2 separate regions of the Homo sapiens genome follow, and region 2 is linked to region 1. A link is a loop called in an ENCODE intact Hi-C map of the cell type or tissue named here. Cell type or tissue: Panc1. All regions are shown on one strand. Each heading gives the region's core, and the rest is flanking DNA. Links, peaks and the distances in the headings are about the cores only.

Region 1 (17,138 bases), core at 5,526-13,525:
AACAATTAGAACTTACGGGCACAGGGAAGGGAACATCACACACCAAGGCCTGTCGGGGGCTGTGGGGCAAAGGGAGGGATACCATCAAAAGAAATACTTAATGTAGATGATGGGTTGATGGGTGCAGCAAACCACCATGGCACATGTATACCTACATAACAAATCTGCACAAAACTTAAAGTATAATTATAAATAAATAAATAAATAATATTAAAATATATAAATGAAACTATTATTTAGAGTTTTCTGAAAAAAAGAGTGGTATGTTAAATACTCTTGTAACAATTGTGTTTCTGTCAAAATGTTGACACGGTCTCAATGCATATGTTGATGCTATATCATTAAATGCCTAATTATACTGGTATGAATTTTATTTTATAACAGTATAAAATATTTGAACTGCAATTTACTTTATCTGATGTCAATTTTACCAGCCTTTAGTTTCCTTTTAATCATTTTACACATTTTGAGTTTCTCTGGACCAAATTTTATTGATGTCAGTACCTCTGAGCCTTTGGTTGTAATGTTTTGGGATTCAGTAATTATGACAAAGTCCTGTGTTGATCAGAGTAACCACTGGACTTGTTACTGGTTTTCTGTTGTTCATTTGGACTATAAATTATCTGGCACTATGGATATTGCCACCCTAGCCACAAGTGAGATTTAATGATACTAACACAATATAAATGTGAAAAATTTTATAATAAAAATACAGATTTTTGGCTTTTCTTGAAGAATCAGAAGGCTTGAGAAATTGGATGTACCTTTCCTTTGGTGGTAATACTGAACTGAAGCTGGTTTAGAGCCACCCCCTTTATATAGAACATGTACTCTCAAGCTTGTATCATGCATTTGTTACCTATCTGGCCTTATAGTCATTTTTGTTTTCAATCATTGTTTATACACTTGTAGTCACTGCTACTGCATCATCACCATCTTTTAGTACTGATTTGTCTTTCTTTCTGTCTTTGTCTGCAACTACACATTTGTAATTCCCTTCTTGTCCTTGTACTTCAGAGAAGCATAGCAACCCAAGTACAACAACTTTTGCCATTGGATCAGAGAACACAGCCCTGTTTAACGACTCTTCTCCTGTTAATCTGACAAATACCTGAATTATGTACTAGATCCTAACTTTCATGTCCTAACATTTGGATGTTCTAGTCTTTTTACTTCATCTGCCTCCTTAAACTTGTTCTATTGCCATTTTCAAATTCATTCTGGAAACCTGGGTTTGGTCGCTCTCCACCAACATAGTTCTCCCTCACCTATTTACAAAAACTTTATACACTTTAAAATTGACTAGGGGCCAACTTGAATCCATTGCTTTCTGCAACAGTGGTATTTATACCAACTCTTTTTTAAAACTTTGATTTAAAGGACAGTTTTCTATGTTGGCCTCTGCCTCTGAATTGGTGAGAGGCTGGCTCAGAAAGAGGTGAATATCTTGACTCTGTGCATGAAGAAGTCATTACTATCATTCAGTAAAGATATTCTACTTCCTATTGAAGTTCCCAAATAGGAATCAAACCACCCAAAATAAAAACTATAACAATACAATTATCTGAAAAGTGAGTATATTCTCTCTCCTGCATTTAGAGGGAGTTCTCAATAAACAATCATTGCAAAAGCAAGATGCCTGAAATGTTTAGGCCCAGGGTGTTTAACGTTATAATGGGAAATCAAGCAGAGGTGCTAAATACAGCGCTATTCTCTACAACTCTATCATAGATGCTCATGTTTCTGTGGCTTATTTTATAAGGCTGTCATGTTCAAATTTATTCTGTCAAGCAGTTATTTTCTCTTCCACTGAATTGTTCTATATATCTAACTACATATCCATATCTTCATCTCTTCTTTTTACCACTCATCTTTCAACCATTTATTTATATTTCCACTATGACACATATTTTGACAGCTCCCTTTATATTTTCATTGCTTGGTTTGAGCTGGACTGCCACATTCTTTTTAAAGATGTAAGGTGCCATTAGAAATAGCACCAGTTGCGTCTCTTGATCGTCGCCATCTTCTTACCCAAGCAATTTTCACTTTGACACGGCAAATTATACTGATGTACAGTGCATATTTCTCTCTAGTGATTGTAATTAAAATGGGTTTCATGGGATTTTATAATCAGAAAGGATGACATGCTTGGAAATAAATGTGTAGACAATTAACTAATAATTATTGATTTATATCCAAGACGTTCAAATGTACATGGCACATGTGTTGTATATGTTAGTATCTTTGTATATGCTATTCATTAAACAATTCGGTATTTTGGTTTCAGATGTGCACTTTGCATTTTGAAAGTGTTTCCCTTGATGCTTTTCTTTGTGCTGCTTCATTCTGTCCCTCTCTCACACTGGCTGTTTCCACTGCTGCTGCCTGTGAACAACCTAGAGACTGAATCTCTTTGTTACAAGATCAGTAATTGCTAAACAGTGTTAACCAGAAGTGATAATGGCTTATTAACACCTAAGTGGCATTTCTTTCAGAAAAACTAAAAGATCACAGAAGAAGGCAGAATATTGTTGAGATATATGGGCAGCCTCTGAGAACAAATACTTGCTGATGTAGACTATTGTAGATTTCCATACTTCTTTGCCTTTTAAACCAGCAGCAGGTTTGTTACTATGTGAACTACATATGCTTAATCAGTGAGTGTTTCAAAGAGAAATTAGCTTTGATTTGAATTTAAGAGAGTGACCTATCTTGATAGATGGAAATTTTTTATTTTAGACATTTTTGAAAGCTGATGCCAGAGACGATAGGCAGTGAATAGATGACCTTTGTAGAAAATACTTTGTGGTCTTTAACTTCCTAGCACCCATGTCCCCTTTCTAATGATACCCTGATTTCCTTTTGGAAAATGGTCTTACCAAATATTATATATGGTTGTGGTAGGTGATAAATAGAGATCCTTGACTCCTCAATAGAAGATCCTTCTTCTCACTGACTGGCACATACCAGGAACAGGCTCCTGATCTAAGATTGGCTGAGTGCTGCTCTCTGCTAGGATACTGAATCATGAGCAAATGTAGGAGAGAAAGAGGTGGATAGTGCTCAGTCATTCTAGTGGTAGTGTCCCTATCTGAGGATTCTTTTCAAAAATTATTGCTGATGTTTCTGCATTCTAGGCCTTTTAACTGAACTGCAAGTCTGCAATCTTTCCATGGTAAGACATAGCCTCTCAGAAAACACACACACACACACACACACACACACACACACACACACACACAAGATACAGCTTTATATGTTAACACAGAACTTAAGAGCATCACTACTAAAGTCAGACTGCATTGATTTCATGCTGACTTTCAATTAATTAGATGACTTTGGGCATGATGTTTAGTCTCCTCAGTTTTCCATTTCTCCACTATGAAATAAGGATAACAAAGCTGTTTATCCCAGGCAGTTATAGGTATATAAAGCACTTAGAATAGAGCCTGAGATAGTACATGCTCCCAAGACTTAACTATCATCAAATTTTAATTTCATTCTCTTGCTCTCTCTCTCTCATCCTTAAATACCCCCACCCAATTATCTCAACTAATCTTTTTGCAAAGTCTTGTACCATCCAGCTTACAACTAAATGAAAGATATACTTAAAATATCCAAATAAGTTCTCAATGAAACAAGTCAAAATTACCAAGTTCCTTACTCAGTGAACAAGATAACATCACTATTTTCCAAAACATGCACATTGAATATTATTCTGCCAAAAGTTGCACTGTGGTGAATTTGAATGCAATTTATACTCATTTCAGCCAACATCTCAAAGAAGTTACTGCTGTCATAATTGAGGGACCACCTTGTCAGAAATCTCATCTTCATAGCATCTTACAGAATTCACAACAAAAAAACATCACAGAGAGTCCATATTGTTGCTGCTTCATCCCAAGCTCACTGGCTATTGTGGACATATTGCTGTTATAAGGTGGTTGACTGACTTGGAAAACATCGGGCTAAGAATTAAACTGCAGGCATGGAAAACAATTGAAACATTCTGAGGCTTTTTGACATATTGAGTGTCCCTATATTCAAGGTTAACTCTCATTGCTCAAGGGTAAAGTAAAAGAAGAAAAACTGCAGTGATCTGGAAACCCATATCCACTCTTTAGGAGTCATAATACTTGAAAGGAATATTTGGCCATTCCAGTTGTTTATATATTTTTTATTACACTTTAGGTAAAAAAGCCATATATCCTAAAATGCTCTGAGCGAGCAAAGAAAACTGTCCTGGAATGATAACTAGTTGGAAGTAATTTAAGCAGCTGGCCAGTTCTGGTATCTGTCAGCAAATAGCACTAATAACATGCTATTCACTCAGAGTCTATTTGTGAGATTAATGGTACTAGATAGAATATTTTATGTCTTTACTCTATTTACCAGCATGATGTCAGTCAGAATTAAAATGGTTTTGAAAGTGTAGAAATTCCATTGTATATATTACTGAGAATATTTTTCAAGGTATTTCTACAATATTAGCATGCTTCTGACACATTTTGCTATTCTAAGAAGATTCAATACTACAAAATACATGAGCAGTCCCATGGATAAAATGAAGAGATCAGAAAGGGAGAGGAGTCAAAGCACTTTACTATAGACTCTTCTGATAAAGAGAAAAGTTGAAAAATTTTTCCTTATCTGTTTGAAATTTAGGCCGCTAATTCCATAGTCATTTTGTCATATATATATATATATATGCCATCGATAAGTTAGAAAAATAAAATATTCAAAAATATTTGAAATATATTTCAAAAATATTTGAAAAATATTAAAAAATAATAGCACATTTTAATGACTAAAATCAACATAAAGCTGATTTCAAATATTGTAATTCTCATGCCACCAATTAAAAAAATACGATTATTCTATTTTGATGCTACAAAGCATTAGGTGGATTTTTCTGACTCAGTATTTTTATTTCTTATTGCATAAAAAGTAAAGAAATAGAATTTCTGAATTATTGGATAAGCTTAGAGTTGGTCCACTTTGGCATCAATATACCAGCAAAGACATTAAGTTTTCTAAAATTTAATATTTAACAGTTTCATTAATATGAATGGCATTTCCAGTAGGTCCTTTAATTACATTGTTTCAATAAATATAAATGAAACAATACTGAATTAATATTAAAATTTGATAAATATATTTTATGAGAAAGTTATTATAAGTACAAGATAAGAAAATACAGGATAAGGAACATGCTACTAAATGTCATTTTAACAAATCTTCAATTACTTGCAGAGAGATACCGAACCAAAGTTGACATATTTGGAAGCAGTTCTGTAATTCAGAGAAATGACTTTATGAAGACTTTGCAAGAATATAGAGATATTCTGGGTGAAGAGTTGAAATATGTGCATTTATTACAATACTTTTTTGTTAGGTTGGTACATATATAACCTCAACGTACTTTGCATCTCCTTTCATGGACTTTGCTATATTTATTTTACTTTATAATCTATCTAAAACTCTATCACCAAAATCTTTTGAATTTCTCAAGTTTATTCCTCCCCCATCCTCCTAACCAACTATTTTAAACGGGTCTTTACCCTATCACCACTACAGTCAGCAGGATGTGTGTGTTAGGCATGGGTTAGAATCTATGAGAATACCCACCTATCTGGTTGATAGGTGGGTATTTCACTGAAAGTGTATGGTAAATTATGCCTCTATCAACAGCTGACGGTGGAGGAACAAGAGGCAAGGGGGAGAAAAACATAGGCCAAGCCAATATTGACAATTCCAAGCTGTGCATCTGTGCATTGTGTGTGCGTGCATGTGTGTGTGTGTGTGTGTGTGTGTGTGTGTGTGTGTGTGTGCATGTGTCTTGCAAAAAATGAAAGGCCAGATAGGTAAGTTGGCACTGAGGACATTTGAAAGTTTTGTTTTCCTACTTTGTGTAGTGCATAGATATTTAATGGATCCCTATAATGTACTAGTTTCTGAAGTATTGGGAATGCAATGTGTACAGTGGAGTCCACAGGAGACAATGGGAGGAGAAAACAAGTATACAGGCAATTATGTGTTTTGCAAGTACCATAACTGAGAAAAGTAAAAGGGACTAGAGGACCATGTTAGATGGACACTCAAACAATCTATGATGCAAAGAGAAAAGCCTTCCCAGAAGAGATGCCTAATCTGAGACCCAAAGGATAAGTGAAAAGTCAACCAGTGGATGAAGTGAGTGAGTAGGTTCTGCCACATCACAAGGGCTTTCTAAACAGAAGGAGCAAAATGTGCCAATGTCAAGAGGATCAAGGTTGTACAGCACATTTAGAAAGCAACATGTAGCTCACTTGGGTGCTAGAGGTTTGAAGACATGAAACTTGTCTTGTCTGTATTGGGATTACTTTTGAGATCTTGGCTAAGGTAGCAGTTGGAGATATTCTAGAAAAGAATTAGGGAAACACTTGAAAACAGAGATGAAGAGGCCAAAGAGAATGCTTAGAAGGAGAAACAGCCCTTTATTGCCTTCAACCTGTTTCTAAAAATAAAATCTCTCAATTCCCTACTAGGAATTATAACACTTAAAGTTGTGTCTTTGGTTATAAGCCAATTCTGGCTAACTTAACCAAAAGATAATTTATTCCAAGAATAATGGTGGCCTAAAGAAAAAAATAAAAATGACAAAAAATTAGCCTTAGAAGTGAGCAGGAAAGAAGTCCATTCTGTATTTAACTGGGACTCAGTTTCTATTTTAATTCAACAAAAACATTGCTAAGCACCTGCTATGTGTCAGGCAGCATACAAAAGTGGGAAATGAGGAAATATAATTGAATAAAACAGTAACATGTCTACTATGACTGACCTTGGAATCTAGTAAGGTTGGGGGTGGAGGATGGGTACATGAAACATTCCTAGAAAATAATTATGTAACTATGAAATAGGATAAGTGCTATGAGTGAGAAACAACATAATTTTAAATTAGGGTGTGAGAAAAGACTTAGCTGAGGAGGCGATTTTTAAACTCAGATGTAAAGAATAAGTAGTTGTCTAGGTGAGAAGCATGTGTGAATTGCTGACATGTGAAAGAAGTCAGTGCACTGGAACATCCTAGAGAGACAAAGCAGAGTGAGCCAGTGGGTGGAGTGCTGAATAAACAAAAGCTTTAGAGGTAATGCTGAAGCAAGGTCATGCAGGTTTAGTAGATCATGCCAAGGTTTGGTATCATATCCTAAGTGAAATGTGGGGGATTGCAAGCTGAACTATAGAATCAGGCTTGCATTTTAAAGATTGATCTGGATACTAATTAAAGGATAGAGAGTAGGAGGCAAGAATGGAGATGAAAAGGGCAGAACAGTGGTTCTCACAGTAATCTGGACACATGAAACTGTCACGTTAACCTTTTCTGTGCCCACTACACTTTTACATTCCTCTTCTTCTAGTTGCTTCGGGGAATTTCTCCTCCTGCCACATGTCCTAGAGGAGGTTATTAGTCTTGGAGCTGAAAGGGGGTTGCTCAGAGTGCCCCCATCCCTCTAGTCAAAGTGCTTGGTTCACAAATGGACAATGGCCCAAGTAGAATCAATCAGTATATTCTGTGGGATTCACATACATATGACAGAAAAGAGAAATTCTTTTTTACTGCAGTGGCAAAGCTAGTGATAGGTACTCATGGTGCTACTGGCAGCCACTTTTCAGAATACAGTGAACTAAGGGAGGGCTATCCCTGTTCAAGGCTGGGCAAGGCACTTAAGATAGGATCAGTATTACTGACTTCTCCATTTTACCTCAGCCTGAATATGGTGCACATGGCACTGGTATTGATCCTTTATTTAAAATTTTGACCTTTTGTTTATTATGACCGTTTTTCATGCATTTAATTTTTTAATATGACATTAAAGCAGTCTTTATATTGATTTTGTTTGGTGCTTCCGTAAATCTTGCACACTGGATGAGGGCTTACTCCTCTCACCCTCGTGAACATTTATCATTTTGGATCTGTCTAGCACTTGAACCCTATTTTTGTGTTCAGGAAATACTTTATGCATCTTGATGGAAAGTGGTTTTCATTATTAATCTAAAAATATCTATTATATTTATGATGGATACTGCAGGTTTATTTGCTTCACTTCCATTTTAGTGGGCTTACATATTGTCCTCCTCTATTTTAGAAGCTAGGAAACTAAAAAAATATATTCCTCATACTTTCTTATAACTACTGGACAGGTATATAACCTAGATTCTACGAGTCTTATAACTTCACATAAGTCTCGGTTGCAGATGAGGTGAAGGCTAGGTGTGTAGCGATCAGATATTTTTGTAAGCCTGATGGCAGAGGTAGACATATGTAAACTTTTGTGAGGCAACTGAAATAGAGCATCTGGTTTCCAGCCCTGAGCCAGAGAAGTGCTAAGTAGCAATCTGTAACAGTATCTCATAATGCAAAAGTGCATTGGTTTTATTTTATGGCTATATAACATTCACAGTTGGTTGTTTTTGCCTTGCCAAACATTCTGAGAGTTGGGTATTATTATTTTTCCTTCCTTCTCTCTTTCTCTCCTTTTTTCTTTCTTTGTTTCTCTTTCTTTCTCTCTTTCTCTCTCTTTCTTTCTTCTTTCCTTTTCTTTCTTTTCTTTTTTCCTTCCTTCCTTCCTTCCTTCCTTCTTTTCTTTTTCTTTCTTTTTTTTTTTTTGCTTAAACAAGCTAAAAGGACTCTGTGGTATGTCACAAAGATTTCTGTCCCTATGATAGCTTTTTCAGCCTCCCTTGCAGCAAAAGCACCTTCACACAATTTAGATTCAACAATCAGATGCGTCTGCTTTGGGTATTAAATCAGAAATTAATGACAAAAGAACAAAAGAGGCCCTGAGATATCTTTGTTTTGATGGAAATGGCAATAGAAACAATATCCAATTTGAAACCAGCAGGGACAAATACCACAGGCAGCAACTAAATACTTTGATTTCAGCCCAGTCAGACATTGAGCAGAGGGCTTAGCTAACCTGGGTCTAGACTCCTGACATATGGACACTGTGAGATAATCATTTGGTGCTGTTTTAAGTCCCTAAATTAGTGATAACTTGTTATACAACAACAGAAAACTAAACAATGTATTGGTATTTACTTAGGCATGTTTTCCCTTATTTCTTAACAGTACATCAACTGATGATATTTCTCAGAATTGATAATATCACAGGTTAAAAAACATACTGTTCATAATGATTTAAATATTTCTTGTTTTGTTCAGAAGTACAGCTTTCAATTGCATGATTAAATAAATCAAATAGATGGGTTTATTATGTTGGAGTGGGATGAAAGGAAGAATCAAAAGTGTTGAGAGTATTTGGAAGGTTTTATTTATGATAAGGGCCCACATTATATAAGCTGAAGATGAAAATAATGGGAAAAATGGATAACACACTACAAGAAGTGGTACTGCCAATTCCTATCTAGGAGACTTTAGATAACTTATTTACATTTTAAGTCTTTTCTCATTTGTAAAATGGAGCTAATTGTACTACTTCACAGGGCTCCAGAGATAACTATAAACATGGAATGGAACAACTGGTAGCAGCCACTGCAAAAACATGCCAAATTGTAAAGACCATCAAGGCTAGGAAGAAACTGCATCAACTAATGAGCAAAATAATCAGCTAACATCATAATGACAGGAACAAATTCACACATAACAATATTAACTTTAAATGTAAATGGGCTAAATGTTCCAATTAAAAGACACAGACTGGCAAATTGGATAAAGAGTCAAGACCCATTGGTGTGCTGTATTCAGGAAACCCATCTCACGTGCAGAGACACACACAGGCTCAAAATAAAGGGATGGAGGAAGATTTACCAAGCAAATGGAAAACAAAAAAAGGCAGGGGTTGCAAACCTAGTCTCTGATAAAACAGACTTTAAACCAACAAAGAAGGCCTCAAAAGAGACAAAGAAGGCCATTACATAATGGTCAAGGGATCAATTCAACAAGAAGAGCTAACTATCCTAAATATATATGCACCCAATACAGGAGCACCCAGATTCATAAAGCAAGTCCTGAGTGACCTACAAAGAGACTTAGACTCCCACACAATTATAATGGGAGACTTTAACACCCCACTGTCAACATTAGACAGATCAACGAGACAGAAAGTTAACAGGGATACCCAGGAATTGAACCCAGCTCTGCACCAAGTGGACCTAATAGACATCTACAGAACTCTCCACCCCAAATCAACAGAGTATACATTCTTTTCAGCACCACACCACACCTATTCCAAAATTGACCACATAGTTGGAAGTAAAACTCTCCTCAGCAAATGTAAAAGAACAGAAATTATAACAAACTGTCTCTCAGACCACAGTGCAATCAAACTAGAACTCAGGATTAAGAAACTCACTCAAAACCACTCAACTACATGGAAACTGAACAACCTGCTCCTGAATGACTACTGGATAAATAATGAAATGAAGGCAGAAATAAAGATGTTCTTTGAAACCAACGAGAACAAAGACACAACATACCAGAATCTCTGGGACACATTCAAAGCAGTGTGCAGAGGGAAATTTATAGCACTAAATGCCCACAAGAGAAAGCAGGAAAGATCTAAAATTGACACCCTAACATCACAATTAAAAGAACTAGAAAAGCAAGAGCAAACACATTCAAAAGCTAGCAGAAGGCAATAAATAACTAAGACCAGATCAGAGCTGAAGGAAATAGAGACACAAAAAAACCCTTCAAAAAATTAATGAATCCAGGAGCTGGTATTTTGAAAAGATCAACAAAATTGATAGACCGGTAGTAAGACTAATAAAGAAAAAAAGAGATAAGAATCAAATAGACATAATAAAAAATGATAAAGGGGATATCACCATCACCAACAATCCCACAGAAATACAAACTACCATCAGAGAATACTATAAACACCTCTATGCAAATAAACTAGAAAATCTAGAAGAAATGGATAAATTCCTCGACACATACATCCTCCCAAGACTAAACCAGGAAGAAGTTGAATCTGTGAATAGACCAATAACAGGCTCTGAAATTGAGGCAATAATCAATAGCTTACCAACCAAAAAAAGTCCAGGACCAGATGGATTCACAGCTGAATTCTACCAGAGGTACAAAGAGGAGTTGGTACCATTCCTTCTGAAACTATTCCAATCAATAGAAAAAGACGGAATCCTCCCTAACTCATTTTATGAGGCCAGCATCATCCTGATACCAAAGCCTGGCAGAGACACAACCAAAAAAAGAGAATTTTAGACCAATATCCCTGATGAACATCGATGCAAAAATCCTCAATAAAATACTGGCAAACCGAATCCAGCAGCACATCAAAAAGCTTATCCACCATGATCAAGTGGGTTTCATCCCTGGGATGCAAGGCTGGTTCAACATACGCAAATCAATAAATGTAATCCAGCATATAAACAGAACCAAAGACAAAAACCACATGATTATCTCAATAGATGCAGAAAAGGCCTTTGACAAAATTCAACAACACTTCATGCTAAAAACTCTCAATAAATGAGGTACTGATGGGACGTATCTCAAAATAATAAGAGCTATCTATGACAAACCCACAGCCAATATCATACTGAATGGGCAAAAACTGGAAGCATTCCCTTTGAAAACTGGCACAAGAAAGGGATGCCCTCTCTCACCACTCCTATTCAACACAACATAGTGTTGGAAGTTCTGGCCAGGGCAATCAGGCAGGAGAAGGAAATAAAGGGCATTCAATTAGGAAAAGAGGAAGTCAAATTGTCCCTGTTTGCAGATGACATGATTGTATATCTAGAAAACCCCATTGTCTCAGCCCAAAATCTCCTCGAGCTGATAAGCAACTTCAGCAAAGTCTCAGGATAGAAAATCAATGTACAAAAATCACAAGCATTCTTATACACCAATAACAGACAAACAGAGAGCCAAATCATGAGTGAACTCCCATTCTCAATTGCTTCAAAGAGAATAAAATATCTAGGAATTCCACTTACAAGGGATGTGAAGGACCTCTTCAAGAAGAACTACAAACCACTGCTCAAGGAAATAAAAGAGGATACAAACAAATGGAAGAACATTCCATGCTCATGTGTAGGAAGAATCAATATCATGAAAATGGCCATACTGCCCAAGGTAATTTATAGATTCAATGCCATCCCCATCAAGCTACCAATGACTTTCTTCACAGAATTGGAAAAAACTACTTTAAAGTTCATATGGAACCAAAAAAGAGCCCTCATCGCCAAGTCAATCCTAAGCCAAAAGAACAAAGCTGGAGGCATCACACTACCTGACTTCAAATTATACTACAAGGCTACAGTAACCAAAACAGTGTGGTACTGGTACCAAAACAGAGATATAGACCAATGGAACAGAACAGAGACCTCAGAGATAATGCCGCATATCTACAACTATCTGATCTTTGACAAACCTGACAAAAACAAGAAATGGGGAAAGGATTCCCTATTTAATAAATGGTGCTGGGAAAACAAGCTAGCCATATGTAGAAAGCTGAAACTGGATCCCTTCCTTACACCTTATACAAAAATTAATTCAGGATGGATTAAAGACTTAAATGTTAGACCTAAAACCATAAAAACCCTAGAAGAAAACCTAGGCAATACCATTCAGGACATAGGCATGGGCAAGGACTTCATGTCTAAAACACCAAAAGCAATGGCAACAAAAGCCAAAATTGACAAATGGGATCTAATTAAACTAAAGAGCTTCTGCACAGCAAAACAAACTCCCATCAGAGTGAAGAGGCAACCTAAAGAATGGGAGAAAATTTTTGCAACCTACTCATCTGACAAAGGGCTAATATCCAGAATCTACAATGAACTCAAACAAATTTACAAGAAAAACAAACAACCCCATCAAAAAGTGGGCAAAGGATATGAACAGACACTTCTCAAAAGAAGACATTTATGCAGCCAAAAAACACATGAAAAAATGCTCATCATCACTGGCCATCAGAGAAATGCAAATCAAAACCACAATGAGATACCATCTCACACCAGTTAGAATGGTGATCATTTAAAAGTCAGGAAACAACAGATGCTGGAGAGGATGCGGAGAAATAGGAACACTTTTACACTGTTGGTGGGAATGTAAACTAGTTCAACCATTGTGGAAGTCAGTGTGGCGATTCCTCAGGGATCTAGAACTAGAAATACCATTTGACCCAGCCATGCCATTACTGGGTATATACCCAAAGGATTATAAATCATGCTGCTATAAAGACACATGCACACGTATGTTTATAGCAGCACTATTCACAATAGCAAAGACTTGGAACCAACCTAAATGTCCAACAACGATAGACTAGATTAAGAAAATGTGGCACATATACACCATGGAATACTATGCAGCCATAAAAAATGATGAGTTCATGTCCTGTGCAGGGACATGGATGAAACTGGAAACCATCATTCTCAGCAAACTATCGCAAGGACAAAAAACAAAACACCGCATGTTGTCACTCATGGGTGAACAATGAGAACACATGGACACAGGAAGGGGAACATCACACACCGGGGACTGTTGTGGGGTGGGGGGAGGGGGGAGGCGGGAGGGATAGCATTAGGAAATATACCTAATGCTAAATGACGAGTTAATGGGTGCAGCACACCAACATGGCACATGTATACATATGTAACAAACCTGCACGTTGTGTACTTGTACCCTAAAACTTAAAGTATAATAATAATAAAATTTTTAAAAAATAGAGTGTTTATACCTTGTATTCCAATGTCCAGCATATGGTAACTATATTCTGCCATCAAACACTATTTAAGAGAATCTCTAAATTCTTTCCTTAGAAGTGATTTCAGTGAAAATAAAGTTTCTTAAGTTGCCACTCCATTGACCACTCCATCGTGTCTTGAACCTTTCTAGGCTCATGGTTCAAAGTGAAAATAATTTCTTAGTTTTATAGGACAGAATAAAGTTTTAACTAAATCCATAAGATAATAAAAAATGTAACTATAGTTATTCATGTCCAAGAAAAATATACTAGTCCTTTTGTCTCTCTCGCTCATGCACACCCCAGCCACACACACACACAATCACACACACACACACTCAATCACACACACACACACATACACACACAACCTGGCTTATTCCAGCATGTTTGCCACCATACATAGTTTTTAAAATATATATTTTAAAAATAGATTTTAAAATGCTGAAATACAACACTTGGGCAATTGAACAAACCTTTATGAAATTAAGTTACATTCTCTACATGTTCAAGCTGTCTGTACTGGCATTTCAAAACAACAGGCTTGAAATCTTTCTTTCTTGAAGTCCTAGAGGTCATTCTTCTTCAGTATGTTACTCATCTAGTATTTCAGTCTCATAACAACAAATAAGCATCGTAGGGAAATCTTAGTAAATCTTAGCTCATGGAATGTTTTTGTATTGACAAAGTTAACCAACTGGAACAACTACTTAGGGATGTTTCTTTGAATATAACTGGCTGAAAACTCAAAGCCACTACAAGTTAGAGATCCATCTAAAATAAATATATTATAGCTAAACTGTAAAAGTTACTATAAACATCATTTTTCTACAGACATTCACATTCCATATACATATATGTACATATTTATACACACACACACACACACACACTCGTTTGTATAGCTCTTTGTAGATTACAAGAGGCCCCACAAATATTATCTTATTTACTTCTATTGGTTTACTACAAAACCAGGGAAGTTCTGACTACCAACAACAATGTGATTTTTTTAGAATCTCTGAATTCAGCTCATTTACTTTATAATAATCTAACTTGTAAGAACATCGAAATCTTTATATTGAAGGTGAGCAACATTCAACTACTTCTCACTGAACACTTGTAAAACAGGAAGCAAAACCTTCTATAAGAAGATTGATATTAACAGTATTTAATAATCTCTATGGTCTGCATACTCAACAGTTAGAGTAGGCTCTATCAAAAAATAATTTATGCTGCACATCATCCCTGATCTATAATAGTTTTGGATTTTCAATTTTTTATGAATTTTCTACTGATACAATTATAATATACTTCTGTAAGACATCAGCTTTTTATAAGTTCTGTATGTACATTTAATCTTACATCAATTTTATTTTTGTCAATTATTTTACAGACATGAGAACTGAGAATCAGTAAACAATATACCCAGCATCATACATACAGTTGATAGAGAGGTACAGATTCAAACTTGAGACTTCTGATTGTAAGTTTAGGCCTATATCCCTTGTAATATACTTGTCATCTATGATTACAGCTATATATATATATATGTTTTCTTAATGTTTAGCCCAAATGCCAAAAACCAAAAACCTAATTTCATTAACTGAAAATCTGCTAAGTTTCTCTAATTATTTCAGTATTTTAGATGTCTTTATGAAAATATGTTCCAACTTGACAATTATGCTGCTTAGATTTTGATTAAACAAGACTTTTCATATGAGAAGCATGCACCAGAATAAGTAAAAACAGAAATATGTATGCTGTTATCTGTTCCAACTTTGGTCCCAACGCTCATTCTGATTCCAAGGAAATACATTACTCTACATATATAAGGCAAATGTCCTAATGAATCTACCTCCAACTAAATGAAAAGATACTGAATCCTCCCATGGGAAAACTAACATGCTTCAAGAATTCTGTGCTTCATTTGACTCTGTAGAAAAAGGGCCCAGAGTGGCGAGAAGAAACCATTCTGATGAGAAGAAACCATTCTAAGCATCAAACATAGAACCACGGTGGACCTGTACTTCCCTAATTAAAAGACTGACATCTAAAGCATCTGGGTTTTAGAAAATATGTCTTTTTTATATTCATCCGTGGTACAGTCTACTTATCAGAACTTTCCTCCTCCTCTGGCAAACAAACAAACAAAACGCCTCCTTCATCTCAATAAAACATTTCTACATGCTGGCCTTAGTCAAATTACAAAATATAAGCCTTTTTTTAATCTTTTAGCTTATCTAAATAAAAAGACCAATGACTGAGTTAATTATTTCTATATATTATTTACTTTAAAACCCATTGGAAAATATCCTGTTCCTCAAAAGGTGATCTCACTTACAGTCTTCTAATACTTTAATGCCCTGTGAAACTATCCCTCACAACTGGATCATGCTCAGCCTAGACCTAAGCACAGAATTCATATTATTTTCCAGAGATATTTAATGAACACTGTGTGTCAAATGTTGTGCTAGATACAGGGACACAATATGTACACATGACTTCCATAACCCGGTGCTTTGGGGTCTAATTATGAATGAAAACCAACACAAAAATGAATTACACCATGCCCCGTGTTATGAGATACAATGTTGGCACAAAGTAAATCATAATCAACACTGCTTGGGCATGTCTACAAACTGTCAGTCTGAAAAGATTTTGCAGAAGAGGAGCAAAACTGAGTTGAAGACTTCAAGGAGAAACACACATCCATAATGAAACAAGAAAAAAATAGAATCCTAAGCTGAGGAAATTTTATGTGATGAGGTGTGAAAGGGGAAAAAGAAAATACTGAGGTGCTTTAAATACTTACATTTTCTCAGAATATCACATAGAGGGGAGAGAACAGTGCGAGATAAAATTTGAAAGGTAAATAGGAGCCACATCCTGGAGGACCCTAGATGCCACTAATAGGGGGTTTAGATCATTTCTCAAGTTCATTGAAGGGTATTATTAAAAGGCTATATAAGCCTGTAATCCTAACACTTTGAGAGGCTGAAGCAGGCTGACTGCTTGAGCTAAAGACTTGGAGACCAGCCTGGGCAACATGGTGAAAACACGTCTCTATCAAAAATACAAAAAATAAAAAAAAAATTAGCAAAATTAGCCAGACGTGGTGGTGCGTGTATGTGGTTTCAGTACTCAGGAGTCTGAGGTGGGAGGCTCACTTAAGCCCGGGGGCAGAGGGTGCAGTGAGCAGAGATTGTGCCACTGCACTCCATCCTGGGTGACAGAGCAAGACACTGTCAAAAAAAAAAAAAAAGGCTACATAAAATCAGGTCACCACTTTATAAATACCACTCAGAAATAGCAGTGGAAAGACAGAAGGGAAAACTAGAGACAAGAAATTGTGGTAGCCTGAATATCCTGTTTCAAATACTTAGTTCACATGTATGGCACAGCCGTTCTCTTATATGTTCCTGAAAT
Region 2 (17,138 bases), core at 3,897-11,896, 60 kb after region 1:
TAAGAATGAGATTTCTGGCTCATATGATAGATGTATATTTAAATTTATAAGAATCTACCAAATTATTTTTTAGAGTGGCTATGTAATATTCCATTCTCATCAGCAATGTCTTAGAGTTCCAGCTGTTTTACATCCTCACTGGAACTTACTGTCAGTATTTTTTTTCACTTTAATCATTCTAATGATAAGCACAATAGTTACTCATCCTAGTTTGTTTTTTTTTGTTTGTTTGTTTGTTTGTGTTTTTTTGAGACCGAATTTAGCTCTTGTTGCCCAGGCTGGACTGCAATGGTATGATCTCGGCTCACTGCCACCTCTGCCTCCCGGGTTCAAACAATTCTCCTGCCTCAGCCTCCCTAGTAGCTGGGATTACAGGCATGTACCACCATGTCCAACTAAAACTGTATTTTTTGTAGATACAGTGTTTCTCTATGTTGGTCAGGCTGGTCTCAAGCTCCCAATCTCAGGTGATCCGCCCACCTCGGCCTCCTGAAGTGCTGGGATTACAGGTGTGAGCCACCGCGCCCGGCCTCATCCTAGTTTTATTTAGTATTTTCCTAAAGGTGAATAATGTTGAAAGCCCTTTCCTTTGCTTATTTACTATTCTTATATTATTTGTCTTAAAATGTTTGCTCAAATCCTTTGCCTATTTTTCAATTTTGTTGTTTATTTTCTTACCTTTGAGTTTTACTATTTTTATATTGTTTGTACAAGTCTTTTTTGGTAGTTATGTAATTTGCAAATATTTTCTTTCATCTGGTAGTGTGCCTTTCAATTCTTTTAAAATGTTTTCTGCAAAGTAAAGTTAATTTCAGTGAGATTCAATTTATCATTTTTATGAACTATAATTTTGGTTATCTAATCATTCTACCTCTTATGAATATATACAGAAATACCTGATAGGATTTTGATTAGTATTAGGTTAAATGTATAAATCAATCTGAAGAGAATTAACATGTTTACTATATTGATTATACACATCCACTAACATAGTAGGTTGCCATTAGGTTTCCTTTGATTCCTTTCATCACAATTTTGTAATTTTCAGCATACACATTCTGTACATGTTTTGTTAGATATATACTTAAGGATTTCATCTTTTATTGTAATTGGCTTGGCTTTTTCTTTTAAATGTTAGGTTCTAATTGTACATTGCTAGTATCTAAACATACAATTGGTTGTTGTGTGTTAATTTTGCATCCTGTGACTTTGCTCAACACACTTATTAGTTGTAGGAGGTTTTTTTTTCCTATAAATTCTTTGGGATTTTCTCTCTCTATATATATAGTCATGTTGATTGCAGAATAAATAGTTTTCTTTCTGCCTTCCTAATTTTTATGTTTATTATTTGTTTTCCTTGCCTGATTGCACTAGCTAAGACCACTGGTACTATGTTGAAGAGGAGTGGTGAAAACGAGTATTTTTGCCATCTCCTCAACCTTAAAGGGAAAGCATTCAGATACTTTTTAATAAGCTAGCCACTTTTGGTGTACCAGCCTGTGTAAAAGATCCCAGTAAGCAGTTGGTTGTTGTTTGTTTGTTTGTTTGTTTTTGAGACAGAGTCTTGCTCTGTTGCCAGGCTGGACTGCAGTGGTGCAATCTTGGCTCACTGCAACCTCCACCTCCCAGGTTCAAGCAATTCTCCCTGCCTCAGCCTCCCGAGAAACTGGGATTACAGGTGCCTACCACTATGCCCAGCTAATTTTTGTATTTTTAGTAGAGGCAGGGTTTCACCATGTTGGCCAGGCTGGTCTCAAACTCCTGACCCTCAGGTGATCCACCCGCCTTGGCCTCCCAAAGTGTTGGGATTACAGGCATGAGCCACCGTGCCATCTGCGTTGCTTTTTTGTTTTGTTTTTCAGGTAAAACTGTATCTACAAAGTAGGGCTGCTGTGGTTGACATCCTTTTCATCTCATTAAGATGACACCCTGAGTTCCAACCCTTTCCTCCAGCCCTCTCTGGGGAAGGAAAGAAGAAAATCCAATCAAGTGACCAAAAGTGGAAAAGTGGTTATTGACTGCCACAAAACACATCTCTTTTGAGAGCAATGATATTCACATTCAAAGAGCCTTTTATGTGGGCTCAGCATTGTTTTAACCTATAATTTGGGTTCATATTCTTTCCTTTTGGTCTACAAACTAAAATTAAAAGTTCCTTCTCTTTTAAATGTCTTGCATTAAAGGTTTCTTAATTCTTTTAAACTGTCCAGATGATCTAGAAATAATTTAATAAGCCACAAAAAATAATTCTGGAACAAATATCAACACACATAAACAGAATACATGAGATGCATGCTTATATACACATGCTATGTTATACACTTGTATGCATATTACATACATGATGTGCATATATATTTATATATGGATGCAATTGGATAAACTCCTCTTAAAACTGATAAGCAATTAATAATGCTTAATACTAATAGGTCTCTCAATTGGAACTCTAGAAAATCAGGACCATTTTAATGAAAAAAGAAAGCACGTACTGTAATAATGTTGATTCTCTATTCACATCCCAGAATTGTGTTAAAGACTCAGAAGATAATAGGTATAAAGACCCTTAAAATCCTTAGAGAAAGTTTTGTGTAAATTTTTTTTTTGTATTTGCATAACCATATGTATGCTAATAACAAAGTTTCTCTGGAGATGCTTTCCTGCCAGGGGCACTATATTTTAAAGATGATATCAAGTTACGTTTATCATGTGAGAAAATAAAGCAACTTTGGTGTAGCAAGAGGAATAATATACAAGCTCAAAAATAAAGTCTTAGAAGGAAAAATGATGCACGATCTCAATAACATTTTACATTCTTGTTGCACATTTCATCCTAAAGATCAACAGAATGTTCCAACTAATCATAAATTCAGGAGTTATTCAACCTCCTGTTTTAAGAAATTGTCTCAGGGAGAGAAGACGATAACTATCTTTAAACCCACCCAGCCACATAGTTCAATGACTTAGGATAGAAAGTCAAAATCTCAAGTAAGTTTATTGACTTTTCATGTATCATGTCAGTCAGAGCTTGAGTCAAAGTGGGTAAACTGACCCAAGAAAGTAATCAAAATCTACACATTAAATTTGTACATCTGTATATATAAATCTTGTTTTTAACAAATAAAAACAAAATTTACACAATTTAGTTGTTCATTGCTGTCTTTTTTCTATAGGCATTTTATCACAAATGTCTAATATTATGAACAAAAGCGTAAAAGAGAGAAAATTGAGATCTCTTTCATAGTTAGCCTAACTTTTTCATGGGGGAAAGAGGTGATGATTTTTTCCATAAGATTTCCTAGCCCATGGAGAATATGAGTCTTCTGCAGTCTATCTATTGCAAAGCTTCCCATCTTAAGTGAAATAGCATCCTCCTTCAGGCATGTTGTTGCTAGGTTACTATTAAATAGAATTACTATCATGCAATATATTCATAAAGGAAGAGTCTTGATATAAGTAAGAAAATAATTATAATAACTTTGTCATGTTTATGCAACTTGATGAATTAATATATATCCAAAGGCATTATTTAGGGGAGGGAAACAAGGTAGATTTATTTTCCATTTTGAATATTCTTAGTGATTCATTGAAAGTCTCTTATATATCCCAAGCACCTTGAAAGCAATTCAATTAAAGAGGATAATTAATCCACAATTCCAGGATTTCTCATAAACAGTATTGTAGCTGATTGGCACAAATGCTGTCATTAAACAGAGGAAAGTTACAAATGTTAGATTTAGAGGGTATTTTGAGTTATATTTATTCTAGTCTATAACTATTACAAAGAAATGCAAAATACCCCAGTTTAGGTATTATGTGCTTTATTATTGAAGAGTTCCATGAAATATCACATCTACCAATGGTTTGGTGGAGCTGATACTTTTACTTACCCTTGTTATAAAAAGCAATCATCATTTGTGTATCAGAATCACTTGACAACTTTTTTAAACATGAGATGCCCAAGCCAAAAATGTGTAGATGGAGACTGGCATCCACACATCCATATGTTTTAAAAGCTGCATTGCAAAATTTGATAAGCAACCAGAGTAGAGACCTGCAGGTCTGTAGACTATTGAACAGCATGTTAATCCTCCAGAAGGTTTAAAAATGAAAGGGTAGAGGCACATAAACTTTAAGATTATGCATCAGTTTTGTTAATATTACTAGAATATCAGGATCACAATGTATAATTTACACTCTAGAGGAACAATTTTAACTAAATTTATATCTTATACCAGGCATCTTGAATCTTTCTCATTTGCACTCCAGAAATTATACTGCTTTAGAAAAAATAAAACGATACAGTGAGCCACTAACTCTATCTGCAAATTTTTTAAAATAAAATTAGAACCAAATTACACCTCTAAAGTGTAAGCATTGGATTTGGACATTTTTTGCAAGTGAAGGGTAAAATATAAAACCTGGCAGGAAATGGAAAATAGAATTTTTTTCCACTTACCTTTTTATAAAAGTGACTGTAAAATGTGCAAAATCACCATTGACATTCAGGCAATCCCTGAAAAATAGGTTTGAATAGGATTAAATATGAATTGAACTAGGTGAATTATGCGTGACCAAAAAAATAATGCAAGATGCTATAGAGTACACTGATTTTTTTTTTCTGAAATCTATTTCTCTAGATTGATGGTTCAGTGAGCAAGAATAAATGTTTTTATTTTTTTCTCCATTTCACAAAAAAGGTTTTATTTCATGTCTCATCATAGACACTCAGGCTAACTAATATAGCAATTAATATCCTTCGTTTTAAGAAAATTCAGAAAACTGGAGAGCTGGTAGGATTTCCAACAATTGAAAGAGAAATCATTTCACATTTCTACTTTTGCCATTCTTCATACTTTTTACCTCCCAGCTGAAATGCAGCAAGCTAAAGATCAAGTTTTTATTCTAATTCTTCAATGGGAACAATCAGCTTGTTACTTACTTCTCTTTGCCTTTCCTCCCCATGTCAGCCTCAGGTAGACCAGCTCTCTGTCTCTGGAGAAGGGCAAAATCGACTTGGGGCCTCTCAGAGAGGCCTCTCATTCCTGCAACCCTCAGGCAAAGGCTTTATTGTCTACAGCTGAGCCCCAGCCTTGCTACTTTGTTCTTACTGTTTACAGGTGATTCCCAAAACCTGCAACAGAATTTTAGCATTAATCAATGAGTGAGGAAGTGTTGAAAACTGAGTATGCAGGATAGGTAATACTTTCTAACAGGGAGTTATCTATCTTTCAGAGTTTATTATCAGTATTAAATTTTCAGATCTATGTAAATGCATGGAAAAATCTGAAAAGATAATGTACCTAACTGATAATAGTGGTTATCTCTGGGAAAGTGAGATTAAGTTTGGAGATTAAAGTGATCTTTAGTTGTTCTATAGTATTTTGTGTAATTAATTTATACTTTATGATATTTTAATTTTATTTAAAAAACTAATGTGAATTTAATGCATGGTTAACATTTAAAACATTTAAGAAGCATTCTATAGAATATATTGTAAAATAAAGACTCCATTGTTGGAAACCTTGCCGATGCAAAGGCGATCCCCTCTCTTTCAGAATGGGAATGCTCCTAACCTATTATGATTGATTCTAGTCAGAAATATATTATTCTGGGTCTACTAACACAAAAGACTAGATATTGAATTATTGATTTTATAACTTTGCTTATCAATGGAGGGAGTAAGAGGAGGGTAAAGAACTCTCCATTTCTATGCCCAAGATAGACATCTCTGAACTTGCACATACTTTCAAAACCCTTCTCGGGCCGGGCGTGGTGGCTCACGCCTATAATCTCAGCACTTTGGGAGGCCGACGCGGGCAGATCACGAGGTCAGGAGATTGAGACCATCCTGGCTAACATGGTGAAACCTCGTCTCTACTAAAAATACAAAAAAAAAATTAGCCAGTCGTGGTGGCGGGCGCCCGTAGTTCCAGCTACTCGGGAGGCTGAGGCAGGAGAATGGCGTGAACCCAGGAGGCGGAGTGTGCAGTGAGCTGAGATAGTGCCACTGCACTCCAGCCTGGGCAACAGAGCGAGACTGTGTCTCAAAACAAACAAACAAACAAACAAACAAACAAAAAACTCTTCTCAATACAGTGTTCCAGATGGCCACTATTAGTCTGTATGTGTTGGTTCATACTACCTGATAAAGTTTTCTCTGGAAGCAATGGTGTCATAATATAATATATACTAAACTTCTGTACTGCATCTCCTTAACATGGGGTGTATGAGAATAATTCAGTGAGCTTTCTAATATACACATTCATAAGTTCCTATGCTAGTAAATTGATTTTGTAGAAATAAGATGGAATCTTAATATGCATGTGTTAAGTACAAAACGTCCAGCTTATTCTGATAGATTGGTTGTGAATTTCGGGTAGTATAATTAACATTATATATTTATAAATATTGATGGCCATGTAGGCCTATTACATGTAACTTCAGATGACCTGGGTTGGAGTTCTGATCCTAGAACTTATTAGTCAGAATTCTGACCTTGGGTCATCATAGAGTCACCCCAAGATTTAGGTTCTTCATTGACAAAATGGAATTACTTATGTTGCCTCTATTTCTCATACTTACCACAATGCAAAAGGATCCCTGGTTTGGCCATATCTGTCGTGGGACTGTGGAAAAATCACTTCACCTCTGGGTCCTCAGTTTATTCATGTTCAAAAGTTGGATGGTTCAACTAGATCTGTGATTCTCAATCTCTATTCTGAGTCGAGACCCCAGGGGTGAAGTAACCTGGGGAAATGGAATGTAACATGTAACAAGAAATAAGATCTCTAATCCTCTTCCCCCACAGAAGCCACAGTGTCATATGTTTTCATACTGGATATTTATGTGAGGTTCTTTTTCAGCCATATATATCTTAAAGCACCAATCAAAATAATCTCTGAGGTCATATCAGCTCAAAATTCTTTGAATCTAATTCCCAAGATTATAGAGCTCAAATTAGATAATGTTTGTTAGTTTGGCTTGTAAAATGAAAAGCTATCAAGCTGAATTGCCTTGAAAGTTTTATATTATAAGCTAAAATTTCCTGAGCTTCCTAAATGGACTACCTCCATACTTTCTTTTTATTGTCAGTATTAGCTTAATTCCTCTTGCCCTTGCACCCTTATGCTGCTCATAAATTGACCCTTCTTTCCTGATCACACCCTTTCACCAGATTCTCTGCTTCCAGCCAAATGCAGACATCAGCCAATTTCAGCAGAAGTAGAGCACGTGTTTGTAGTAACCCTCTTCTCTCTCCTTTTCCATCTGGCAGTGCCTAGGAATAGCCACGTGTCAACCTTAGAATATGGACATTCAAGGAAGATTTCTGAGTTTCCATATTAACCATCTTAACCTCTGCTCAAAATTGAATCTATGGCAGGCAGCACTTCCTTGAATAACATAGCTGAGCAAATAGTTTTGTCTTGACAGTTGGGTCTCTTCAGAATCTAGCTCAACTTGCCCTTCTCACACCTTATTCACATACCCATAAATGTGTCACTCCTGAAGGTTCTCAACATGAAAATGCTGAATTTTGAATCTAGCCATTTCACACTAATAATTCCCACACATGAATTAGTAATGACACAGTTCAACTAGAACTTAATTCATAATGTGCCTACTTGCATTAGAGTCAGAGGTTACATAGATAAACAGTGATTGGCCTTGATTGGCATGGTAACTCATGAAGAAGTCAGATGTATAAGATTAGTATAGATGCAATGCAGTCAATAGAAAGATAAAGGTCTGTATGGTGTGTTATGTAGCATGGGGCATCCTTATCTAATTTGTATGCTCCAGGTAGTATCATGGAAACATATGTTTATTCATGAAAACTAAATAAGACTTAGCCAAATAAAGAGAATTGGGAAGGGTTTTATCCACTGAGAAAAGAGCATCAACTATAAAGCAGGCAAAACTACAGTTTGTTATTACTAACGCATAATATGTAAAGTCTGTGCAGAATGACTGAAAACATGGTTGAAGAACAAGAAAGTGTCTTGGAAGGAGTTTGTGCTAACGTTAAAGCTTTTGGACTTTATTCAGTAAGTTATAAGACAACCCTTGAAGCGTTTTAAGCAGAGACGTGATCTACTTCCACAAATTCTGCTTAGTTTTACATATGTCTTGAAATGGTTTGTTTGGGTAAACCTCTGCTTCTAATTTGCTATTTACATTTGCACATCAAAAGATATTTTTAATGGAAAAGTACATGTAAATTATATGAGACCAGTGCTGTAAATGTAACTACTCTGAAAACATTTTGCAATTACTGCTGTGGAATATGTTAAAGCATATATGTTTACATTGAAATCCAGATTCCTAAATGTTAACCTATCTCTGAATGTTTGCAATGATTCCATCTTGGCAAACACATAGCTCATTTATTGAGGCTTACATTTTACTGACACTGGCTTAACAAGGCACTAGAGGCTTTAGCTTACATTTCTCCATAAAATGCTGTTACAATTATGCAGGTCTGTTCCTGCGGCTGCCATTGCTCTACCTAATTATTTTTTCCGTACTCATTTGAGTGTTTCGATTCTTTTTTTTCAACATATTATCGGCTTCAAAGTGTTCTGAGGTCCTCTTACACATTTGTGATATTTCTCTAAACTAGATTTAAAATGTGACAGTTGGCTATCTTTTATGAGGCAGTTTGGAATTTTTGGATTCTCTGCACTTGGAGGTTGAATTGGTGGCATCTTCAGTATCCTCTTGGGTGTATTAGTAGGAAGGAGATGATAAAAGTCTAGCCTAGTTCTTCTTGCCCCTGTCCTTTTATGTTCTTTATTTCTCCTTGCCACCCCCTTTTCCACATACTTTTGAATAATGTAAAAGAAGAGTGATCCAAATTATTTTCTCCATTTCATTTCTACATAATGAGTTCTGATTTTTTTTCCTATTTCCATTTAAGGCTATCTCAGCAGAGAAGGAATGTATTTCGGCTCTGATCTTTAACACTGAAAGACCGGCAACACACAAACATCACACTGTTCTAGACAATGGACTTTATTTTTATTTTTATTTTTTTGAGATAGAGTCTTGCTCTGTCACCCAGGCTGGAATGCAGTGGCGAAATCTCAGCTCACTGCAACCTCCACCTCCTGGGTTCAAGTGATTCTCCTGCCTCAGCCTCCTAAGTAACTGGGATTACAGGTGCGTGCCACCACGCCAGGCTAATTTTTGTATTTTTAGGAGAGATGGGGTTTCACCATTTTGGTCAGGCTCGTCTCGAACTCCTGACCTCGTGATCCGCCCGCCTTGGCCTCCCAAAGTGCCTGGCCTAGACTATTTAAAACAGTATCTGAGTAGTAGGAGTAGTAATAATTACAACAACAATAATAATGGCTATCAGTGACTGAGAAGTGACTGTTATGACTTACATATGACTTGCATGAAGTATCACATTTAACTTTTATAACAATCTTATAAGGCTGTCGTTAATATTATCTCCAATTTGCAGAGGAGAAAACAGTATTTATTTAGATTGAATAAATTTTCCCAGGCAGCTAGTAAGTACAAGAGATAGTGTTCATCCCCAATCTCTCTGACTTTAAAACCTGTTGTGTTAGCCCCACCCGATGTCTGCTTTGCAATCCATACCTTCAGGGATTCATTGATTTCATTCAGCAAATGATAATGGATAGCTCATTCTTAATGAGACCATGTATTACAAACTGCAAGGATACAAAGAGGAATTAAAACCTGGATTCTGCTCTCAGGAATCATACAATATAGAATAAAAATAAGTATAATAGGACATAGAAAAAGAAAACACTGAAAGAGCACAATGTACAGCATGTGTTATCTAAATTCCAAGAAAGAGGACATTTCCCAGCTGGATGATGGAAGAGCTCTTAAAAGTATGGTCTCACTAATAATCCAGGAAATACAACTGAAACTACGATTAAAAATTCTGCCAGCCGTGTTGACTCTCCCTTGTAATCCCAGCACTTTGGGAGGCCAAGTTGGGTGGATCACTTGAGACCAGGAGGTCAAGACCAGCCTGGTCAACACGGTGAAACTCTGTCTCTACTAAAAATATAGAAATTAGTCCGGTGTGGTGGTGTATGCCTGGAGTCCCAGCTACTTGGGAGGTTGAGGCACAAGAATCACTTGAACCTGGAGGTTGCAGTGAGCAGAGATCATGCCACTGTACGCCAGCCTGGACGACAGAGTGACTCCATCTCAAAAAAAAAAAGAAAAAAAGAAAGAAAGAAGAAAGAAAGAAAGAAAGAAGAAAGAAAGAGAAAAGAAAAGAAAAAAAATCCTTACATACTGACCAGATTGGCAAACATTTTAAAAACTACCAATAGTGTTAAAGAGGATGTAGAGCAAAATGAATTAATGTAGAATCGATTTTTCGTAATCTAGAATACCTGAAAGTGCACATATTCTAGGGTACAGCAGTTCCTCTCCTAGGATATCCCTTACAGATACTCTTTTATTTATTTATTTATTTATTTAATTAATTAATTTATTTATTTTTTTGAGATGGAGTCTCGCTCTGTCACCCAGGCTGGAGTGCAGGGGTGCAATCTCGGCTCACTGAAAGCTCCGCCTCCTGGGTTCACGCCATTCTCCTGACTCAGCCTCCCCAGTAGCTGGGACTGCAGGCGCCTGCCACCACACCTGGCTAATTTTTTGTATTTTTAGTAGAGACGGGGTTTCTCCTTGTTAGCCAGGATGGTCTCGATCTCCTGACCTCGTGATCCGTCCGCCTCGGCCTCCCAAAGTGCTGGGATTACAGGCGTGAGCCACCGCACCCGGCCCCTCACAGATACTCTTGTACAACTGTACCAGGAGAGACACACAGTATGTTTCATTGAAGCATTGTTTATAAAAAGCCAAAATTGGATAACCTAAATGTCCATCAATAATAGATCTGACTAAAAGAAAAATTATGATGTATGTGATAGGATATTATATAGCAATTAAAATAAATAGACCATAACTAAATGCATTAACATCAGGGCATCTCACAAGCAATGTTAAATGAAAGCAGATAAAATCATATAAGTGGAAATGATTCCTACTGTAGCAATTTTTAAAAGAGGCAATGTTGAGCTATTTCTTAAAGGATAAACATATAGGTGATAAAACTGTAAGTAAAACCAGGAGAATGATTACCGCAAAGGTCAGACTATTGATGGTCTGTATTGCAGAGGCAGTCCCTTGTGCACGCAGAGGGCTTACATTGCTACTGGCAATAGTCTATCTCTTAAGATAGGTGGGAGTTACATGAGTGATTTTCAGTTAGTCTTTATACTTTACTATTATCTTTTTTGTTGCTTTTTAAATTTTTTATAGATACATAGAAGGTCTATATAATTATGGGGTACATGAGATATTTTGATACAGTCATGCAGAGTGCAATAATTACAACAGGGTAAATGGGGTGTGTATTAGTCCGTTCTCACACTGCTATAAAGAACTACCTGTGACTGGGTAATTTATGAATAGAAGAGGTTTAATTGACTCACAGTTCTTCAGGCTTAACAGGAAGCATGACTGGGAGGCCTCAGGAAACTTACAATCATGGCGGAAGGCGAAGGGGAAGCGAGTGCCTTCTTTTTATGTTGACAGGAGAGAGATTGAGGGGACAAGTGTAACACACTGTTAAAACACCAGATCTCAAGAGAACTCTCTCCTCTTATGAGAACAGCATGGGAGAAATGCAATCCCAAGGTCCAATCACCTCCCACCAGGTCCCTCCTCCAACATTGGGAATTACAATTCAACATGGGATCTGGGTGGAAACAGAGCCAAACCATATAATGGGGTATCCATCGCTTCAAGCATTTATCATTTCTTTGTATTATAAACATTCCAATTATACTCTTTTAGTTATTGTAAGATGTCTAATAAATTAATGTTGACTATATTACCCTGTTGTGTTATTAAATACTAGATCTTATTCATTCTGTATAACTATATTTTTGTATCAATTAACCATATCCACTCCCCCTACCCCACTGCCCTTCCCAGCCTCTGGTAACTATTATTTTACTCTCCATGAGTTTAATTATTTTAATTTTTAGCCCCCACAAATGAGAACATGCAAAGATTGTCTTTCTGTGCCTGGCTTATTTCACTTAACATAATGACCTCCAGTTCCATCCATGTTGTTGTAAATGACAGGATCTCATTCTTTTTATGGCTGAATGGTATTTCATGGTGTATATGTACCACACTTTCTTTATCCATTCATCTGTTGATGGACACTTGGGATGCTTCCTAATCTTGGCTATTGTGAATAGTGCTGAAATGATGAGAGTGCAAACATCTCCTCGATATAATGACTTCCGTTCTTCTGGGCATATACCTTGCAGTGGGATTGCTTGTTCATATGGTAGTTCTATTTTTAGTTTTTTGAAGAACCTCCATACTGTTCTCTTTTCCACCATCAGTGTATGAGTATTCCCTTTTTCTCCATAACCTCACCAGCTTTATTATTGCCTGTCTTTTGGATAAAGCCATTTTAACTGGGGTGAGATGACATCTTATTGCAGTTGTAATTTGCATTTCTCTGATGATCAATGATTTTGAGCACTTTTTCTTATACTCAATTGCCATTAATGTGTTCTTCTTTTGAGAAATATCTATTCAGATCTTTTGCCCATTTTTAATTAGAGTGTTAGATGTTTTTCCTGTTGAGTTATCTGAGCTCCTTATATATTCCAGTTATTAATCCCAAGGCCTGTGGCAACTATTGCCTGGCTACCACTAATATTTATTCAAGGCCCAAAGGATCTTTGGTGAGCAGTTGATGAATTCAGCCAGGCTTGTGTCCTTCCCTTCAGGGTGGTGAGTTCCCTTCTAGTTCAGGGTAGGTTTAGAAATGTTATCTAGGAATTAGGTCCAGGAGTTGAAAACTTTAGGAATCTACTTGGTAGTTTATTTTACTGTGGCTGAACTGGTGTCCAAGTTGCAAGACAAAGTCCTTTTTACTCTTCCTTTTCCTTTTCTCAAGCAGCGAAGTCTCTCCCCATGGCCACCCCTGCCCCAGTATGGTTACAGGTACTGCTTGCTACCTCTGATGTTTATTCAAGGGCCAAGGGCTCTTTAGTCAGCTTATGGTGAATCTTGCTGGGCCTGAGTCTCTCCCTTCAAGGAAATGGGCTCTCTTCTGGCCCAGGGGAAGTCTAGAAATGCCATCCAAGAGCCAAGGCCTGGATAAAAGACTTTAGTATTCTGCTTGATGTTTTATTTTACTGTGGCTAAGGTGTTACTTTATTGTGGCTAAGGAAGAGTAAAAAAAAAAAATCCTTTTTACTCTTCACTTGCCTTTCCACAAGCAGAAAGAGTCTCCCCCATGGCCACCATAGCTGGTAATATGTTGGGTCACACCTGAGGCCAGCATGCTACAGGGTCTCACCCAAGGCCCATGGTGAATACTGCCTGGATATTACTGATGTTGATTCAAGGCCCTACAATTGTCTTTTAAAATGCTTACATGTCACAAATATTCCTCTATATGTAAGAGATTGTTTTGTGAAAGGAAAATATCTTGGACCCCCAAAATCACTAAGCTAAAAGGAAAACTCAAGCTGGAAACTTCTTAGGGCAAATCTGCCTCCTATTCTATTCAAAGTTGTCTCACTGCTCACAGGAAATAAATGCGTATCTGATACTTTCTTTGGAAAGGCTAATCAGTAACTCAAAAGAATGCGACCCTTTGTCTTTTTCTCTCACCATTGTGTGATCTGAAAGTCCTCTGCCCACTTCAAGTCTTCCTGCCTTTGCTTCAAGTTGTCCTGCCTTTCCAGACTGAACCAATGTACTTCTTATGTATATTGATTGATGTTCCATGTCTCCCTGAAATGTATAAAACCAAGCTGTCCCCCGACCGTCTTGGGCACATGTCGTCAAGACTTCCTGAGGCTGTGTCACAGGTGCAAGTCCTCAACCTTGGCAAAATAAACTTTCTAAGTTAACTGAGATCTGTCTCAAATTTTGGGGGTTCACAGTTCAAATACATACAATTTTTATTTTTGAAAGACTGAACTAAGAAAGATCTTGTAATGAAAATGTCATTTACGTAAAAATAAAAAAATAGGGATTTGGAATTGTGGAGAAAGATAGGAAGGATATCATAAGAAAAATGTTTGTACTTCCTAGTGATACTAATTTAGGCTGAGGTCATTATAAAACATTAAATGAATAATCAGAATCATTGTGAGAGCGAAAGACCTTAAGTAATTAATATGTGTGTGTTTAGAGAAAAATAGGGAGGTAACACATGCCTGAACATGGGCTTTTGTGAACAATAGTTTCTGGGGATGATTGTGTTTAAGCTGAAACAAGGACTAAAATCAACAAAATTAAATGTGACTGGGAAATTATCTGTCTGTTGTAGGAAGGTTTAAGAATGTGTCTGAGATGAAGCAACACTTATGTAACAGACAGCAGTGCAAGATGTAGTGAATTAGACCATTTGAAGATTATAAGCCCTAAAATGCATTTACAATCTAAAAGCATATTTTTATATTAATGCATGTTACATAAAAGCAGAGGTGGTTAGGTAGTGAGCATAAGAAAAAATAGGTAAATATTGTGATACAAAGAGTGCAATCTTTTATTGAGGAAAACTCCACCAAAAATCCAATACAGGAAAGCAAAGAGTGTTCAAATCTTTGAAATTTAGATGTAGAAATGATGAGAAATATAAGTTTTTCAAGCATGAACCAAAATTCTTATGTTCCTGTAGCTGCTGAAGACGTCCATCCAAAAGCAGTCTAGAGCTTATACATCTTAAATGCATTCAGAGGTCTGAGGAAAAGCAGTGGTGGGAAATGTGATAAAATGAAGAGAACCCACATTACATACATGTACTCAAAGTCAATTTTGGAAAATAAGTAATACAGGTATCCCTCCTCCTCAATTCAATTCCATCTTCAGGCCAATAGACTGTGATCTTTTTTGTTTTTTTTTTTTTTTTTTTTTTTTTTTTTTTTTTTGAGATGGAGTCCTGCTTTGTCACCTAGGCTACAGTGCAGTGGCACAATCTTGGCAACCTCCACCTTCCAGGTTCAAGCAATTCTCCTGCCTCAGCCTCCTGAGTAGCTGGGCCTACAGGTGCACACCACCACATCCAGCTAATTTTTGTACTTTTAGTAGAGATGGGGTTTTGCCATGCTGACCAGGCTGGTCTCAAACTCCTGACCTCAGGTGATCCACCCAGGTTGGCCTGCTGAAGTGCTGGGATTATAGGCATCAGCCACCGTGCCGGGCCAGACTGTGACTCTTGATGGCCAGTTGCCTCGGATGAAGCACAGAGAACGGTTTGCAGCCACATAATTGGGAAGTGGCATAGCACTATGTAAGTCTACTTGGTCTACTGCCTTATGGTTCATCACTTTTTCAATTAGCGTAGCATGTTTCCCCTTTCTCAGTATTATGTTGTCAACTGAGAGTGGTAGGAGGTTGGAGAAGATAGGGTGATTTCTATTGTCTATCCTTACATGTGGTATAAGCTAGTCTTTCCATTTCAAAAGTACTATCATTTTGAAGGCACGCGAACCTAAATTAACATACAGGTGTAGATTTTTAAATCTCATGAAAAAAATGAGGTCATTGTCTTCAGCACATTCTTGACGTTTTAATGAAGCATATTAACAAAAATTATGTTCCAAAGTCATTATGCCGAGCTATTATTCTTTGTTATACTAGAACATCACTGAATCTGAAGGAAAAACTCCCACTAAAATTATGTTATGGTAATATTATCAATAATGACATAATTACCGTGATGTTAATAACAATATGAGGGACTTCACTCTAAAATATCACTTCATAGTCAAACAGGTTGAGTGTAAATAAGAAGCAATCATTTGTAGCTCATGGGCAATTCTCTGCTTAAATTTTCATAATGTAATTTGCAATAAAAAATGACAGTACTAAGAATCACACTTTACTTGTCAACAGGAAAGCTTCACTTTCCCTATTATCCTTCAGCAAAACTATCCATTCCAGGTCATTCAAATTTTTCATTCTTCCAAGATTCTGATACTACAGTGAAAATATTAACATACTCTAAACTTGGATCTGTATAAATAAATTATGTCTTTTAATATTGCTGCCCCATCTATTCCACTAGTATCATTACTATTATTATTACATTGATCACATGAAATTATAATTGGCAGATTTAGCGATTCCAAGATTGAAGTGAGTCTAAACTGTGAAGCACTTATTCTTTTACCATTATTGTTGATCCATCAGGTTAAACAACTCATTTTACTAACTAAGGATATTCTCCACTAAAATATAAGATAGAAGAAGCATTTTTGGCTTCCACACTTAACAGTTAAAGGGCTTAAATGGTACTTAAATTTTCTGATGCTTACTTGTATGTTCTATAAAATGGGAAGTTTCAAATGGAAGAATAGCATAGCAAAAAACCAAAGAGAATCACCTGGGGGAGACTGGCTGGCCACATGGGGAAATGAATTCACCTTTTCCAAGATCATGCCCTCGGTTCATCAGACGTAGACCCAGTCATTCCTAAAGTTCTGGAGTTAATTAAGGATGATAATTTACACTAGCAAAACTTGCAAGATTTGGAATACCAAAGATGGTTTATGCTAATGCTATATTATGAAGAAGAAACATTTATCTAAGTACAGTATAAGCCACACAGAGTCCCCATCAAAATCATGAATAGAACCATTCATGCTATTTAAGTGGAGAGTTGCACCACATGTTGACCAAAACTTGCCATGGGTTTATTCAGCTTATTGCCGCCAAATATTAGCCAGACATCTACGATCCAGAAGAATGTTATGCTCTCTAACATGTATGTTCAAGCCATTTGTCTTTTGATGGTCATCTTCTAGCTACACAGAGACTGAACCAAAGCTTTGTAGTGACAACTTTTCTATACTTGGCCAATCTCAACTTTTAAAGTTCCCTCTCTAGTACTCTATAAAATAAGGATGTATTGCCCCTTTGTAAGTATATAAACAATTTCAGAAATATACAAACATAGAAACAACAGTAATAATAAACCCTTATGCCCCTATCACCTAGCATAAACAATTATTAATATCCATATATAGTTTACCTATACTGCCCTTCACCCTATTATCCTTTTTTAATATTCACAAGAACCCTGTGAAATGAGTTTATCATCT

Evidence for each region. Peaks named below come from ENCODE experiments on the same cell type or tissue, not always from the same donor. Only the 100,000 strongest peaks of a DNase experiment are listed, where the experiment ranks them.
Region 2: a loop joins it to region 1, with 4 times the contacts of the local background. A loop is called at or near these places in 2 of 110 quality-filtered maps.

Annotation. Positions count from the first base shown.
Region 1 is chr17:53,905,224-53,922,361 of GRCh38, forward strand. No RefSeq gene overlaps it. Among named protein-coding and RNA genes, the nearest start is that of KIF2B, 91 kb to the left of the region's middle. In Panc1, for the core only: no CTCF peak of the experiment used is centred there; no DNase peak of the experiment used is centred there.
Region 2 is chr17:53,966,520-53,983,657 of GRCh38, forward strand. It overlaps LOC107985001 (a long non-coding RNA gene), which reads right to left and starts at 6,760. Exons shown (of 3, transcript XR_001752942.1): 1 at 6,583-6,760; 2 at 4,940-5,131; 3 at 4,456-4,513. In Panc1, for the core only: no CTCF peak of the experiment used is centred there; no DNase peak of the experiment used is centred there.